Linked DNA regions of Mus musculus: region 2 is linked to region 1. The links are chromatin loops, found by intact Hi-C in ENCODE. Cell type or tissue: left cerebral cortex. All regions are shown on one strand.

Region 1 (8,000 bases):
ACAAACAAATAAATATAGGAAAATTCCTCCTAATCTGAAATCAAAATACCCCTGAAAGCTACAACATTCAAAAGGTTTCCAACTTAAAATCAGTTCAGACTTCAAATTAGTGATCAGAGACGCTCAACCATAAAGATTCTGCAAACCTCCCAAATAAACAGTTCCCAAACCTAAAATGTATCTGGACATCTCAGACAAGGAATAACGTCTGATTGGCTCTGAACTGCCCTAGACTGAAAATCAACCCTGTGTGTGGTTACCTGAACTGGGTTGACAAACTTTCCTTCAATCTTCATGATGCTGGACGTCCCCAGCTCATCTGGACTTAGGGAGAAAGTCAGCTCAGATTCTCGCTCGATAGGGATCTTCTCCAGCTTAAACTGGATGGTGGTATTGTTCAGGATGTGAAAGGCTGGCCGAAGAGAGCAGAAGTGACAGCATGAACACTGACACCTGGTTCGTTACTGATGACCAAGTCTCCTGTGTCTACAATAAAGCCTGCGGGTGATCTGATGGCGGTTGGCCTTGCAGCTGAGTCTATGACTGAGACCCACATGCACAGCAAGTAGAAACACAGACAAGTTTACAAGGGGAAAAGAAGGTACTTTCATGGCACGCTCTGCTTGGCACCTTTAAAATATGAAATGGTGAGGCGCAAAGACAGCTCAAAGGATGAAAAAGGCCTGATGACCTGAATTCGATCTCTGGAACCCACATGGCTGAAAGAGAAAACCAACTCCCACAAGTTGTCCTCTGACCTCTGGACACAGCACTGTAACATGCATGCATGCGGACACACACATACTAGATAAATATACTTTAAAATGTATCTGATATGGTAAACAGTAAGTCAGTCCATTCTTTTAGCCATGGATGCTAGTTTTCCAAGCCAGACTGCCCCTTCCATGGCTTTTAGTAATAGACCCAGCTTTCTTGGGCCTCAAGACAGTATTCTAGCTGAACGCTCATTCCAAGCACAGAAAAGAACTGTTTACTAAGCACAGAAATGAAGGACTGGCTGGATGCAGCCCAGGGGTTAAGAGCACATCTAGCACATTAGAACAGAAGCTGGCTCTCCAAATTTCAAATGAGATGGTGAAGGATGTTCTGAGAACCATACACATTTTCAAGGGCATTACCTTCTTCAGCAATGAACAGTCTCTAGAATGTTTCTCATTCTGTAGCTGTACTGCTTAGGTCTAACTGTCCATATCCAGAATACAAAGGTGAAAATGTCATTTCTTGTACCCCTCACAGACCCACTTAGAAGAATCAGAGCACTAAAGAAGCCTAACACACCCAGAGACCAAGTTTCCTTTTGTATTTACATTAAACTCTTGTGCTACCTTACGCTGCAATGTTTAACTACAAAAAATGTATAGCTTAAGACAAAAGAATAAAAACAGTACATAAAATGAGGTATATATATATATATATATATATGTGTGTGTGTGTGTGTGTGTGTATATGTATATATGTGTATGTGTGTATGTGTGTGTGTATATATGTATATGTATGTATGTATATATGTATATATGTGTATGTGTGTATGTGTGTGTATATATGTATATGTATGTATACATATATATACATATGTATATATACACACATATATATATACATATAGACATATATATATACATATATTTGCATGTGTGCCTAGTGCTCACAGAGGCCAGAAGAAGACATGTATGTATGTATGTATGTATGTATGTATGTAGATAGATAGATAGATAGATAGATAGATAGATAGATAGATAGATAGATAGATAGATAGATAGATAGATATCTCCACTGAGGCATCCTGGAAAAGGAACATTCACCCAGCTGCAAAACCTTCACAGACAGGGTTTCTCTGTACACTCCTGGATGTCCTAAAACTCACAGTGTAGACCTGGCTGGCCTCAAACTCACAGAGATCTGCCTGCCTCCACCTCTAGAGTGCTGGGATTAAAAGTGTACGCCACCACACCCGGCTCAAAGTACATTATTATTTTATCCAAAGAGAGAAAGTAAAACCATGCCAGCCCTCTACAAAACTGTTAAAAACACCACTATGATTGTTCACACATTAACCAGAGATAACCCTAAAAGGAAGGAACTGTGTTGTTTTCAGGGACACATATACAGGAGCTGAGTTTAGAACCTTTACACACACTCAAAACATGTTTCTGCTTCTCACCTTGGCCTCTATGCAAAGATTCAAAGAAATCGTGTCGTGTGAAGTGAGCCTCCTCCTGACTGTTAACACTGGCCAGCCCGGAAGGAGGGCAAAATGTCCGATTGACTTCAGGCCCAGCATTGTCCCTGCCTGCTAGCTGAGTGCAATTCAAAGAATAGAGTTTAATGTCTTTGATTTCCACCTGCAGGCGGTCACTTCTGGAGTCATCATCTCCTGCCACAAAATTCTGGATGAATATTTGCCCCAAGTGTCCCACCAACAGCTCAGGACTCCCAGGCCTCCGAGGGATAGAAACAACTGGAGACTCAATGTTTATGTTCAAGATAAGCTTCACAGTATCCGATCGAGGGGAAGGAAGGCCAAACCCGTAGATTTCATTCTCCTCCAAGACAAAGGGCTCCCTGGTCTTCTTCGGGGTTTCAAAGAGTGACACCATCTCACTGTACTCGGCAGTCTTGGTGGCTAACACTGTGGTCACTTTGGTGGCTGCACTCTTCAACATACTGCGGAAATTCTCTTCCAGCTCATCCATAGATAATGTCAGCTCCTTCAAGAATTTAGCAGAGTGGTTATAATGCAAAGATGCCATCTTCAGATTGAGAAAGCATTCCTGTTTTGATTTCTCAGCAAAGGTGAAACTCAATGCTTCAGTCAAGGCTGCATCTTCCATTCTGACAAACACACTTTCAAAATAGCCAATGTCGCTGACGATGTTCTCATAGCCTACAGAATTTCCGATGCTGACGACATACTGGCTCTTCACATTCTCTTGGGTCAGATCCATGAGCTGCAAACAGCCAAGGGAGCCGTTCATGTCAAACGAGCTGCCCATCGACACGTTCACCTTGGTGCCACCAATGCTGGCCGTTGCGATCTTCCTGCCATGCCTCTCCCCGTCAGCCATGCCCACTGTCCGAAGCAGCAGGAGGTTGAGCCTGTGGATCTCCACGGCGACCTCCGTGTTCTGCTCGTAAGTCGACTGAATGGTGCCCTGTTCCACAATGCTTCTTTCAAGGTCAGTCATCAGAGGCTGGGGGCTCACATCATCCTTTTCCTTAGGGAAGGATTTCTGAAGAAAACCAATGAGCTCCACAATTGTCTCTGGGTTTAGGATGATGTCCAAATTATTGACCTGAAGGGAAATGACCTGCAGAGTGCTGTCCAAGTTCATGGATGGGCACTCTGAACTCACAAACTGATACTCCAGCTTAATGAGGGACTCTTGTTCTTTGGTGAGAATTTTCTCCAGGGACACACTAGTGGCTGATTGGTCGTTGAGGGTGGTCACATCAGTTTGGAAGGCCACATTAGGTCCAGAGACAGGAGACTGTGCCCTGCTATCCCGGAGACTTCCTGTGGGAATATCAAAACTCAGATTCTTATGTGAAGCCATCAAAAGGTCAAAATCAGCACCATAAGTCTGCATGGTGTCCACCAGAAGCAATCCGTGAACAGTCAGGGAGACCTCAGCATCATACGGCCTTTTCACAAAGTGAGCGTTGGTGCCAAACACCTTGAGCACTGAGATGTAGCGGCCACTGCTCTCAACACCAAGCTGCATGCAGTTTACCTTGAATTCCGCTAGGAGGAGCTGTGACTCCACCAGCACCTCCCTCGTGTGCTGCTCCAGCATTACAATACTCTGGGTCAAGTTCATTACTGAATCCTGCAAGCTTCCCCGAGGTCCTTCCTGGGGGAAAATCTTCTCTCTGATCTGGGTGTCAGAGGGCTTTGTTTCCGGAGTGGTGAGGAGAGCAAAGCAGTTCTTCAGGGCAGATATTTTATCTTCATTGATGTGGATTTTTAAGTCTGGTAAATTGCCTGAGAGCACAGCCCCAGGGTACTTGGGGTCTGACGTGTAAATCAGCCGACGTTCTAACTGTAGGTGAACATTGAACTTCTCAACTACATGTGTTGGCCCCACATCGATGTCCTGCACACGTTTCCAGTTGTCTCTCACACGCCCTACCATAACCTGTAGGTCCATGAATGTCAAGGAGTACCTCTCATACATCTGTGTGCTCATGAGATGAGCCTGGAGCTGTTCCTCGCTGAACTCCACTCCAGAAAAGGGTGGTGTTTTCTCCCCGTTGCTACTGCTGGTCTCTGGAGGTGGGGTGCTAGGAGGTGTGGCAAGAGGGGTCTTATATTCATCATCACTGAACTGATTCTCTTCAGAGGCAGAGCCATCCCCACTTTTCCTCCTAGAGTCTTCTACAAGGAGAAATGAAAAGATCATAAGTTAAAAGTCTCCTACTTGCTCCCTCCCTCCCTTATTAACTAAGGACTGGGAAGATAGCTCAGTGCTTAGGAGCACTTTCTGCTCTTGCAGAAGACCCAGGATTGACTCCCAGCACACCCACATGGCAATTCATGGAAGTTGCCTGTAACTCCACTTCCAGGAAACCAGATGCCCTCTTTGGCCTCTTTAGACTCTTGCACAGACTTGGTACACATAAACTTAGACAATTCACATTAAAATCTCAATTTTTGAAAAGAATCTCAAATTCCACCAAGTCATAGACATAGATTTAAAATCTTAAGAATTCTATTATGAAATATTTCAGCACTTCTGAGTCAGAGGCAGGCAGAACACTCTAAGTCTGAGAACAGCCTACTCTGTATAGTAAGTTCCAAGCCTGCCAGGCCTACATTGTGAGTCCCTGCCTCTTATTATGAAAGAGGAGGAGGAGGAAGAGGAAGAAGAGGGAAGGGGATGAAGAAGAAGAGGAAGAACACAAAAGGAAAGCTTCACTAAGCTAATGGTTTATAAGTGGATGAAAACGACAGACATAACACTGTGTAATTGCTATTCATCTAGTGTGAACTTATCTATGAGACTGAAAAACAAAATACAAAGAGTAAAAACGTAGGTGAAAATCCCTCCAAGCTCACACTAGGATGCTGAGGCCACAGCCACTGCCAGCATTCTCACGCCTTGTCACAGGCAGGGCTGCTGACACAACTCTCTTACAGCACTCTTCAAACTTACACTTCTCCACTTATTGTAGCCTTCATTTTGTTTCTTTTCTAGAATATTCTTGCTCTACACAATATCCTTATCTGGCACATAAAGGTAGAAAAAGAAAACCAACAACACAAAGATGTCCCTTAGCTGAAAATGGATAAAGAAAATGTGGTACATCTACACTATGGAATACTATTCAGCTATTAAAAATGAAGATATCAAGATTTTTGCAGGCAAATGGATGAGTCTTGAGGATATAATCCAGAGTGAGGTAACCTAGTTCGGAAAGGATATGCGTGGTATATACTCACTTATTAGTGGATATTCGCCATAAAATACAGGTATGACGCTACATTACACAGACCCAAAAAACTAAACAAGAATGAAGGTCCAAGGGAGGAAACTTGAATCTCGGTTAGAAGGAGGAATAAAATAGTCATAAGAGTCAGACGGAGGGTGGTAAATGGGAAGGAGGGGACATGGGGAGAGGAATGGGGATGGAGGGTGGGTTCAGCTGTGGAGGATGGGAAAGAAAGCTAGATAGCAATGAAAATGAAGGGAAATCTGCCAGCAAAGGGAATGAAGGAGGTGGGGGGCATCTCCAGGAACAGAGACCTGGGATAAAGGAGGCAAACCAGAATCAATAGTGGTGACCTTAGCTGTGACTCACAGCATTGGGGATATGGATCCTGAAAAGGCCACTTCCTTCAGCCAGGCAGCAACCCCAGTAGAGCGACAGAGACACCAACCCACCCACAAATCTTTCAACCCAAAATGTAACCTGTCTACAAGAAATGCAGGCACAGGGGATGGAGCCGAGACTGAGGGAGTGGCCAACTGATAGCTGGCCCAACTAGAGACCCATCACTTTGCACACACCAATTCCTGACAACATTAATGATAATTTATTATGCCTGCAGACAAGAGCATGTTGCCCAACAGCTGACTCAGACTGATACAGACATCTACAGCCAAACAATGGATGAAGTTTGGGGACTCTTATGGAAGAATAGGAGGAAGGATTAAGAGCCCAGAAGGGGATAGGAACTCCAGAGAAAGGCCAACAGAGTCAACTAATCTGGATGTTTGTGGCTCTCAGAATTTGAACCACCAACCAAAGAAAATAAAATGGCTAGACCTATACCTCCCCACACATATGTAGCATGTGGGTCTTCATGTGGGTCCTGAACAACTTGAATGGGGGCTATCCCAAAAGCTATTGCCTGTATGTGGGTTATGTTCTATCTGGGCTGCCTTGTCTGGCATCAGTGGGAAATGATATACCTAGCCTCAAAGAGACTTGAAGTGCAGGGGGAGGGGGGAAAGGAATAGCCAGGGGATGCCCAACAGGAAAAGGGGAGAGGGATGGGGAAGGACTGTGGGAGGGGTTACTAGTGGGGGGCAATGAGTGAGTGAGATATAAAGTGAATAAATAAAAAAATTAATTAAAAAAAAAGAAATGGGGCTGATGACATGGCTCAGGGGGTAAGAGCACTGACTGCTCTTCCGAAGGTCCTGAGTTCAAATCCCAGCAACCACATGGTGGCTCACAACCACCCGTAATGAAATCTGATGCCCTCTTCTGGTGCATCTAAAGTCAGCTACATTGTACTTATGTATAATAAAAAATCTTTGGGCTAAAGCAAGCAAGAACTGAGTGAGCGGAGTTGATCCAAGGGAGCAGGGCCGACCGGAGCGAGCAGAGGTCCTAAAAATTCAATTCCCAACAACCACATAAAGGCTCACAACCATCTGTACAGATACAGCGTACACACATACATAAAATAAATAAATCTTTAAATAAATCTTTAAATAAATCAAATAAAGAACGAAAGCCAAATGTAATTGAGGAAAATATGTAATAAAAAATATATATAATAAAAAAAAGAACGAAAGTCACAGTGAGACACTGCTCCACAGTCCCAAGGCGGTTAACATCAGATCAGATAACAAGTAGTAAGAGGATGTGGGGAACTAGAACTGTCACAAACCAGGGGCATATAAGCCATCTGGGAAAGTAATCTGGTAGTCGCTAAAAATGTTAAACATAAGGCTAACACACAGCCCAGCAACTCCATTCCTGGGTGAGCATGTAAAAGAACTAAAGATCTATATTGCCACAAAAACATGATGTGACTGTTGGCAGTGGTGTTATTCAAACAGTGGAGTTTGGGGCGGTGTTGTCGATGTTTACTAACCAAAGAACAAGTAAACAACACCTGTTATATCCAAGAAGGGACTAGTAAAAGCCATAAAAAGAAATATGATACTACACAAACACATACACACACACACACACACACTAAACACTACCACCAATATGGGTCAACATTGAAAGTAGTATTATGCCAGGTGTGGTGGCACACGCCTTTAATCCCAGCACTCAGGAGGCAGAGGCAAAAAAAAAAAAAAAAAAAAAGAAGTAGTATCATTAAATTAAAAAGGCAGACATGAAAGGTGACATGTTCAAATATTCCATAAGTATGAAATGTTTAGAACAAACAAATGTAGAATCAAAAATAGATTGAGTTTGGCTGTCAAAGCAGAGCAAGGAGGGATTAGAGACTGCTCGTGGGTTTAGGTTCAGCCTGGCTGAACTGGATATTTTGAAATGTGAATTATACCCCAAGCTAGTATTAACAAAGCAACAGGTGTACTTTGGAGGGTTTTTGGTTGGTTGGTTGGTTGGATTGTTTTGTTTTTGTTTTGTAATGTGGTGTGTGTGTGTGTGTGTGTGTGTGTGTGTGTGTGTGTGTGTGTGTGTGTGCCTACACACATGTATGTAAACCACATACATGCCTGGTACCCACAAGTCAGAAGAGAGTGTTGTTTCCCCTGAAGCTGGAATTA
Region 2 (8,000 bases), 72 kb before region 1:
AATAACCCTGTTGTTACTTGACGGGGCTAGGAATGTGCTGAGTGGCAAGGGGCTCACCTAGCATGTATAGTAAACTGTAGTTCAACTGCAAAAGATACAACAACAAGAATAAAAGCATCTGATAAAACAGAAAGAAAATGAAGTCATCCTGAACGTGACTGATTTTTCTAACAGGGACCTGAGGCTCACTGGGGAAGGCAAAGATGTGATGTTTAGGTCTGTCAACTTGACATAACCAAAAATCACCTGGGAAAAAAAAAGCCTGATTGAGGGATCGTCTCACATTGGGTTGGCCTATGGCTACCTCTGTGGGGACTGTCTTAATTGAGTGAATTAATATGAGAAGACCTAACCCACTGTGGTAGCACCATTCCCGAGGCAAGGGACCCCAAACTATATGGCAGTGGGGAAACAAAGCTAAACATGTGTAATAAGCAGGTGAGCGTGCACACATTCATTTCTCTCTGTGTGTGTCTCTCTCTCTGCTCTTGGCAGTGATGTGACAAGCTGTTTGGAGTTCCAGCTTTAACTTCTCCACTATTTTGGACTATAGTAACCTGAAAGTATAAATTGAAAGAAATCCCTTTCTTCCTCAAGTTCTTTTTTCTTCCTTTCTTTCTTTCTTTCTTTCTTTCTTTCTTTCTTTCTTTCTTTCTTTCTTTTTTTTTTTTTTTCTTTTTTTGGTCAGGGTGTTTTATCACAGTAACAGAAATGAAACTAGAACAGAAGGCCAGATAATTTACCAGAACACCACCAGAGAACATTCAAATGCACAAAAATAAACAGAGAGTTACCATCAGTGGTATCATCTAAACACAGACAGTGACTTGGAGTTACAGGCAGTCACTCTGGATTTCACACACCCTGAGAATCACAGAACTGTATTCATCACTTAAAGCTGCCAGTGCCTCCAATAACTCATCCCACCAAAATGCTTATACTTCCCTGGAATTTTATAAGTTCTAAGAACTATATTTGAGCCATAATTTCACAAGTCCACTTTGTGTGTGTATGTGTTAAAATTAATGTGCCTCAAAGCTATGTTTGTCTCTTTTAAGCCTGAGACTTACCTCATGTTGATATGGAAGGAATTATTCTTATTGACTTCAAAGCCTCCAGACCAAATACAATTAGGAACGTCCATCAATCTGACACACAACAGCTGATCATAGTCATTGCGAGGCCAATGGAAGACCACACTAGATCCAGGCAAGGTGGAAATGTAGCCATTGGGATTGGCTGTTCCCTAAGACACACAGATCATGGGCTTTAGTGAGTCTACTCAATATCTGAACAAGTCACATGCCTTTCTTACCAAGGGCCTACTCTGAGCCTTATCCTACACAGGAGCTGTTGGGTCACTCACAACTCATAACATATATAGTCTTGATGACATTAAACTCCATGTTATTAAACAAGCTCTAGTCATTCGTCAAAGCAAACTGCTTACCTGTCCCCGAGCAAATTCCCTTTGTGCAAATGCAAGCTTGTGAGATGATTTATTATCTAATAGGTAACGAGGGGCAAAGATGACCATACAAGTGTCAATATAGCGACCTCGGCCTTTCTTGACATCAATACCTACAAATGACAAGAACCATTTCATTGATTAATCATGAGAGAAAATTTTTGGTCTGACCAAAATGAATAGCTTTCATAATTCTTTAGTTCTTCTGAGCAAACAAGTATGGCACCTGGAGAAGGTATGAAACCTTTCCAGAATGGAATAAAAATATCAACTGCTCACAATTCCCATTCAGGCTTTAGAAAGTCTTGAGAAGGAGAGTTGGCAAGATAGCTAAGTAGTTATAGGAGCTTTCCACCAACCCTGACAACCTGAGTTTGATCCCTGGAACTGAGAATGTGGGAAGAGAGAACAGACTCCTACAACTTGTCCTCTGACCTCCACACATGCACCATGGCAAATACACATGTGTACACAAAATAAATAAATAAATAAATAAACAAATGTATGTATGTATGTTTGGAAGTTTCAGGGGCGGTTCCAATATCCTTTTAATTCCTAGTTTCTTTACCCTGAATAAAGCATTATAACAGCAGCTAAGCCACACAAGTGTTTGATCACACACAGCTTGGCTTTCTGTTTATGAATCAGAGCACTCACACAGACTCATGTACTACAATGATGCTTACTTACACTTGAGACACAAACTTCACCCCAGAAAACCTGCCTCTGTTAAAGGAGAGAGTGGAAATCTCAGACTACTTAGATTCTATACCAACTTGAACTCAGGCAAGCACTCTAGCTAGAATCTCCTCTAGTAATTTTAGCCTACTGTCCAAAAAACCATCATGGATGATACAAAGGTTTATTTATTCATTAAAAAAAATAGGTCTTCCCCTACTTAGTACAAACTAAAAAAAAAAAAATCACAAAACAAGTTCCACATAAAAAAATTGAAGTCACACTGAGTTGCCTTGTTAAATCTGATAACAACATTTAAAAATACAGGAAATAAGTCCAAAGCACTGTGCTGGGTTCTGGCTATACAATAATTAAAAATATTTATGCCCATAGTTTGATATTCACTGACCCCTTCATACACACTAAGCCCTCTCTGTGCCTGTACACTTAATTCTTATAATACCTCTCTCTGCAAACAGAGTATTAACCCAACCACTTCCGCTGTACAGCTGAGGAAACTATGGCATCAGAAGTGGAGTCACCTGCTCCAGGCCACGCAGTTGTAGATAGCAAGGCTGGGTATTCAGCCCAGGCATGGCCTAGAGCTTACACCCCTCCCAGTTACAGATATCACAATCTACTGAATCCTTAATGTGCCTTGAAAAGGCCTAAGAAGTGATCTGATTTCAAGAGACTGAGTAGCCTCTACAGTGTCTCTGGAATTCTTACCTAAGAAAAACCACATAGCTCTAGGGTGATGGGACACAACCCACCTTCCTTCTGGGACAAAAAGAAAAGCTTTAGTTACCAGAAGTCAACAGCATTAGAGTCAGAAGATCTTAACTAACACAAAATGCACTTCAAAAGCTGTGCTTAATTTGCAAGTACACATAGTCAGCCAGAGCAGCAGACACTCTATTTTTGGAAAAAGGTGGGCTTTGTGTTCCCCTTCCAGCCTAGTTTGTCCTGGTAGACCCCCAATAAATTCAGCTAAGATCAAAATACACACAAAATCCTTTGTTTTCAAAGTGCATGTTCCCAGATTTTCTGTTTGGGATTGTGCTGTAAACATTTCCAAGAGATAGCTGTTTGTAACACTAGGACTTCACAGATGGCCTTGACAATACATACACAAATGTAACGAACCTGACCAAGATCCTATCTTGGCCCATCCTTCTACACCTTCACTTGGAAGAATGACAAACTCAGATGACAGATCTGTGAAGAACTCTACCAGCACACATGTTAACAGATACTTCATGATTACACGTGCATTCATGGCTACTCCTGCAGACACGGTTACACATGCTGCACATTTACATGTGTACTCTATGCTCCACTTGCTTCTCTGCCACAACTCTGTGGCTCTTAGCAGGAGCTGTGCTAAAAGAGTAACCTTCATTGCTTTCTCTTCCCAAATCTGTCCCGAATATAGCTTCCAGCTAATCTGGGTACCTTGCTTTGGAAAATAAATTAAGGGCAAGACAGCCAGCAGAAAGCCAAGCCCAGCATGAGGCAGCCTTGCCTACCTAAGGGGTGAAACAGGCAAATGTGAGATGAATACTCTCTTCAGCTCAAATAAAGCTGGCTTCTTTTTAAGATCTTTATGTCCACGGCAAGGAGGCAGCTTGAATGGGAACATGAATATAAACCAAGCTAGGCAGTCTGAAAAGGAAACTACACTGGATAATTCCTCTCTCACGAATCCTCAAGTAGAGCAGCCAAGACGGCTCAGCAGCTATCAGTGATTGCCTCCACAACTGACAACCTGGCATCAATTCCCAAGCCCCGCATGAGAAAAGGAAAGAACCAAACTCTAGCAAACTGTGTTCTAATGCATGTGTGTGTGTGCATGTGCACACACACACTCTCACACACACACACAAAATAAATAAACAAACAAACGAATGAATAAATTAAAAAATTAAAACCCCAAAGATTAAACTACCCCATTTTCTGTAGGATTCAGAACTGGACCATCATAGTTCTTCATCCTACAAAACTGTTGAGACCGACATCAACCAACATTGCAGTGTTCTAGAGAATCCTACGGCCTCTTCTGGCCTCCTCGGGCACAACATTTGCACATGGAACACATGCTATAAAGCATGCAAAACACCCACACAAATAAAATAAATCTTAAAAAAAAAGTTGGCTAAAATGAAAAGCTGCTGCCTCCCTTGGTTACAGAACCACCTTTCTCAGGAACTAGCACTCAGGTGCTGCATGTAGCTTGTGCTACTTACCGTGCACTCCCAGAACTACAGAAAGCTCTACAGGACCAGGCTGTGAAGTCCCTGGAATGATCTACTACAGTTTTACACATTGCTAACATATTAAACCTGGGGAATACTTAAATCCAACTGACCCTGGACCTTAAGGAAATGTTCCATGGGTCCTCATGTGGCTCTGGGGGACATGGGTACAGAATTCTCCTTGCCACAAACAGGAAGACAGGCAAGCTGGGGGCCTTCTGATGATGACATCCCTGGGTACATTTTGCTGTATTTCCTGCCTCAAATTCACACACCAATGTCCTACTTCTAGACTTTTCTGCTTCTCTAACTGCCCAATGCATCTGGACTGTCACTCAAACTCTCTACTTCAGTCCCACGTGAATCCTGACCCGCTCAGAGTTTCTAAGTTTGAAATAATGTATGCAAACAGTCAGAGGATGGAAGCATTTTAAGTGTTTTTATTATTCCCTGGGGGGAGGGGGTGGGGGCGGGGAGGAGTTTCAGAGAACATATCTATGTAGATATCAATCTAGCATTCAGAGAAGAGCTATATGACCATAGTCAAATCAGAAAACCTGCACTTCTTGCCAGGCCAACATGCATAGCTGATTCACTTATGGAGGACTGGGGTCTTTGGCCAATGGTCCCAAACTTCTCTGAGCCCCAAACATAACTCACCGATGTTATAGATGAGACCTGGGCGATTTCCTTGCTGGATAACTTTCAAAGCTCGGACACCACTACCACCATCCAGGGAGAAGCCCTGACACCAGCCAGGCATGCCTTCTGGATGAATCCCTCTTCCAATTCTCATAGTACAGCTGTGGTGGGAAGAAGCGCAAACATGGATACCTCCACAACAGACTCTGAACAAGGAAACACTGTGGCTGCCACCCAATCAGGTCTCTCACACTGACTTTTAACCTTACTTCCTGTGAACCCCAAGCACAGCAAGACAATTAACTCCAGAAGTAGCCACAGCATAGCAGTGTGATGAGAACTGCAGCTAAGCATTTTGGCAGAAAATGCCAATACTCTCCATAAGCCAGCCACATGCTACAATCTTGTTCCTTAAAATCCAAAGACTCGGGGAAAGTCCCGAGCAAACACTGTAAATTGAGGTGGCTGGGGGTGTCTTTCCAGGAACCAGCATGATCAAAATGATAGAGTACTGATGAGGGAGCTGGGGTCTCATCACAAAACTGGGAAACAACACCAGAACACGCTCCAGCGTTGCCACAGACAAACAACGTGGACTTAGGCAGGTAACACCATCTCTGTGCCTCTGAGGAGAGAGACTCCTGGATGTTTCACGTGTCTGGTTGTGTCTCCTCCAATAGCCACAACTCTGACTAACCACAAGCCTTCTCTTGACTTAGGCTGGCTATGGTACAAACATCTGCGTCCATTGGAGTACACTGGGGACCTTCATGGGAGGATTCAGCAGTACTCTACAGATAATGTTCAGAGATATGGGACAGATATGCACCCCCCATTATCTTTAGACTGGGGCTATAAACTCCTGAGGAAAACAGAATGCCAAAACCAACAAAAGTAAATCAATGTCCCTACATGCCTTAAAGAGACACCTCACTTAACCTCACAAGTGCTATCCCCACCCGCAGACTCCCGTGAATTTTGAGATGGTGCCACAGCACATTTGGGATTTGCAAACCTCCCATAAACAGCCTCAGCTGGATTCATGGGCTGAAGACTTCACCAAGGACAGACTGTCTCCTCCCTAATGCCACTCCTCTCCAGGGCACAGAGCTTTTAGCAGAAAGGAGATTGCAGGAATAGACGGGAATGCCCAGTTCCTCTTCCATGGCACGGTTACAAAAAAAGAGTCCTACTTCAATAAAACAGAACTACCTTTCATTACAAACTCACAAATGGTTTATTCCCCGTATCAAATAACATATAACTTAGGCTTTTTTTTTTTTTCCTAAATCCTATTAAGTTAGGACTCCACTGCTGCCAAGCCAGGCCTGTGGACTCCAGGACAGTTCTGCTTAAACAGGCAGCTTCTGGCCCTGCTGATCTCCCACACCTGCTAGCTCACTGCCCTTCCTGTACGTAGCCACACTTACAGGTTTGGCTGTTCTTTGTCAGCATAGCAGAACAGGAGAGGGCTCAGGCTCCGTGCCAACTCATGCTCCTCAAACTGGCCTGCAGCATCCGTCTTTGCATTGTCCTGTCTGAAGATCAGTGGTAACCCTTTAGAAAGGAGGGAAAAGTTTATATCATTCCCACCCAGTCTACCCATGAAACATGCAAACAGCTAAAGGGGAAATCACCATGGGGAAGCAGTAGAAGGGAGTTTATTGGTGGGCCCAACCCACTGTTTGAAGAACACCTAATGAGCAGCTTGACAATGGTCAAACATAGTAGGGAAGACTGAGTATATCAGACAGCTGGAGTAATCTGTCTACAATGGCTCCAGTTAGTCAGCTGAGCAAAGGTATCCACATTCCCATGTCAAAGGTCTACTTGGATGGTTTCAGTGTGTACCTGTCTTGTTGATTAGCCAATATGGTGCGGAAATGAAGATCTTTAAGGATCCTTCTGCACGACAAGCAATGCGGATGGTGAGGTTGAGCTGCCGCCGGTTGACGTCATAGAGTCGCATTCTGACCATGTAGTTCTGCGTCCCAGGTGGGATGAGCAATTCCTTACAGAGTGGAAAGTTTTCCAGTGACACCCCTAAAGGTACAAGACATTGCCTTTTCTGGACATGAACTTAAATTTGTCAAAAATAGCCTGTACAGAAGTAAATTGGAGTCCTTTTAGAAAAATCACTAAGGATCTACAAGGTAGAAACCTCAAGGCCACTTTCATCTTGTTGGATAAGAACAAATATGAAGCAACCTAGAGTCTACTAGTCAAATTCAGAACTTTGTACAGCATGGTAAACATGTGTGGTTTTCTTTGTATCATTTATTTTTTGAAACAGCACTTCTCTCTCTGTGGCCCTGGATGTCCTGGAACTTGCTCTATAGCCCAGGCTGGTCTTGAACTCAGACATCTGCCTGCCTCTATCCCCTGAGTGCTGAGGCTCATGTCCAGTGATGAAGATGTGATTTAAACCCTTAAGTAATCTTAAGTGTACTATTCTAATCCTAGAGTTGCTTGAAGGCCCTGATAATGTTATGCTCACTCATGTCTGCTTGGCTGTTCTCTATCCTGACCCTTACAAAGGAACATTACTCAATGTAATAAACATTGCAACCTTCATCTCTGCATCAATAAAACAGGCAAATAAGTGGTGCTGTAAGGATTACATGAGGGCACAGGTCATGAACCTGCCTTTTTTCTGAAGACCTGAGTGCATAAAAACATTTGCTTCTTCCCACTCTACAGCTAGAAATATACAGAGTGTGAAAAGATGGAACCACTCCCTATACTCACGCCTAAGAAAGAACACTCTGTTGATCGCTTCCTAGCTAAGTCCTTGGCTCTGAGTTGGTTCGCTGAGATACTGCATGCAACTTGATTTCTACAAGGGGCTTAGAATGCTCACAAATATTTCCTGGTATTTTTAATAGGATTACTACAAATGATGCTAAGGCAGTTTTACCCAGTTCAATGTTCTGAGACGTATCAGCCGTGGGGAGGGC

What was found. Hi-C counts contacts between places; a loop is a spot of excess contacts. Peaks named below come from ENCODE experiments on the same cell type or tissue, not always from the same donor. Only the 100,000 strongest peaks of a DNase experiment are listed, where the experiment ranks them.
Region 2: it touches region 1 in a loop (2.3-fold over the local background); 2 of 42 quality-filtered maps call a loop at or near these places.

What each region holds. Positions count from the first base shown.
Region 1 is chr4:145,152,387-145,160,386 of GRCm38, forward strand. Vps13d (vacuolar protein sorting 13D) reads right to left here. Exons shown (of 70, transcript NM_001276465.1): 19 at 2,183-4,396; 20 at 261-412. Among named protein-coding and RNA genes, the nearest start is that of Vps13d, 39 kb to the right of the region's middle. In left cerebral cortex, a CTCF peak has its summit at 3,758; DNase peaks (open chromatin) are centred at 3,779 and 4,742.
Region 2 is chr4:145,080,231-145,088,230 of GRCm38, forward strand. Vps13d (vacuolar protein sorting 13D) reads right to left here. Exons shown (of 70, transcript NM_001276465.1): 47 at 7,961-8,000; 48 at 6,895-7,086; 49 at 6,474-6,600; 50 at 5,062-5,204; 51 at 1,451-1,581; 52 at 1,071-1,246. Among named protein-coding and RNA genes, the nearest start is that of Vps13d, 110 kb to the right of the region's middle. In left cerebral cortex, no CTCF peak of the experiment used is centred here; a DNase peak (open chromatin) is centred at 3,738; H3K27ac peaks cover 305 bases.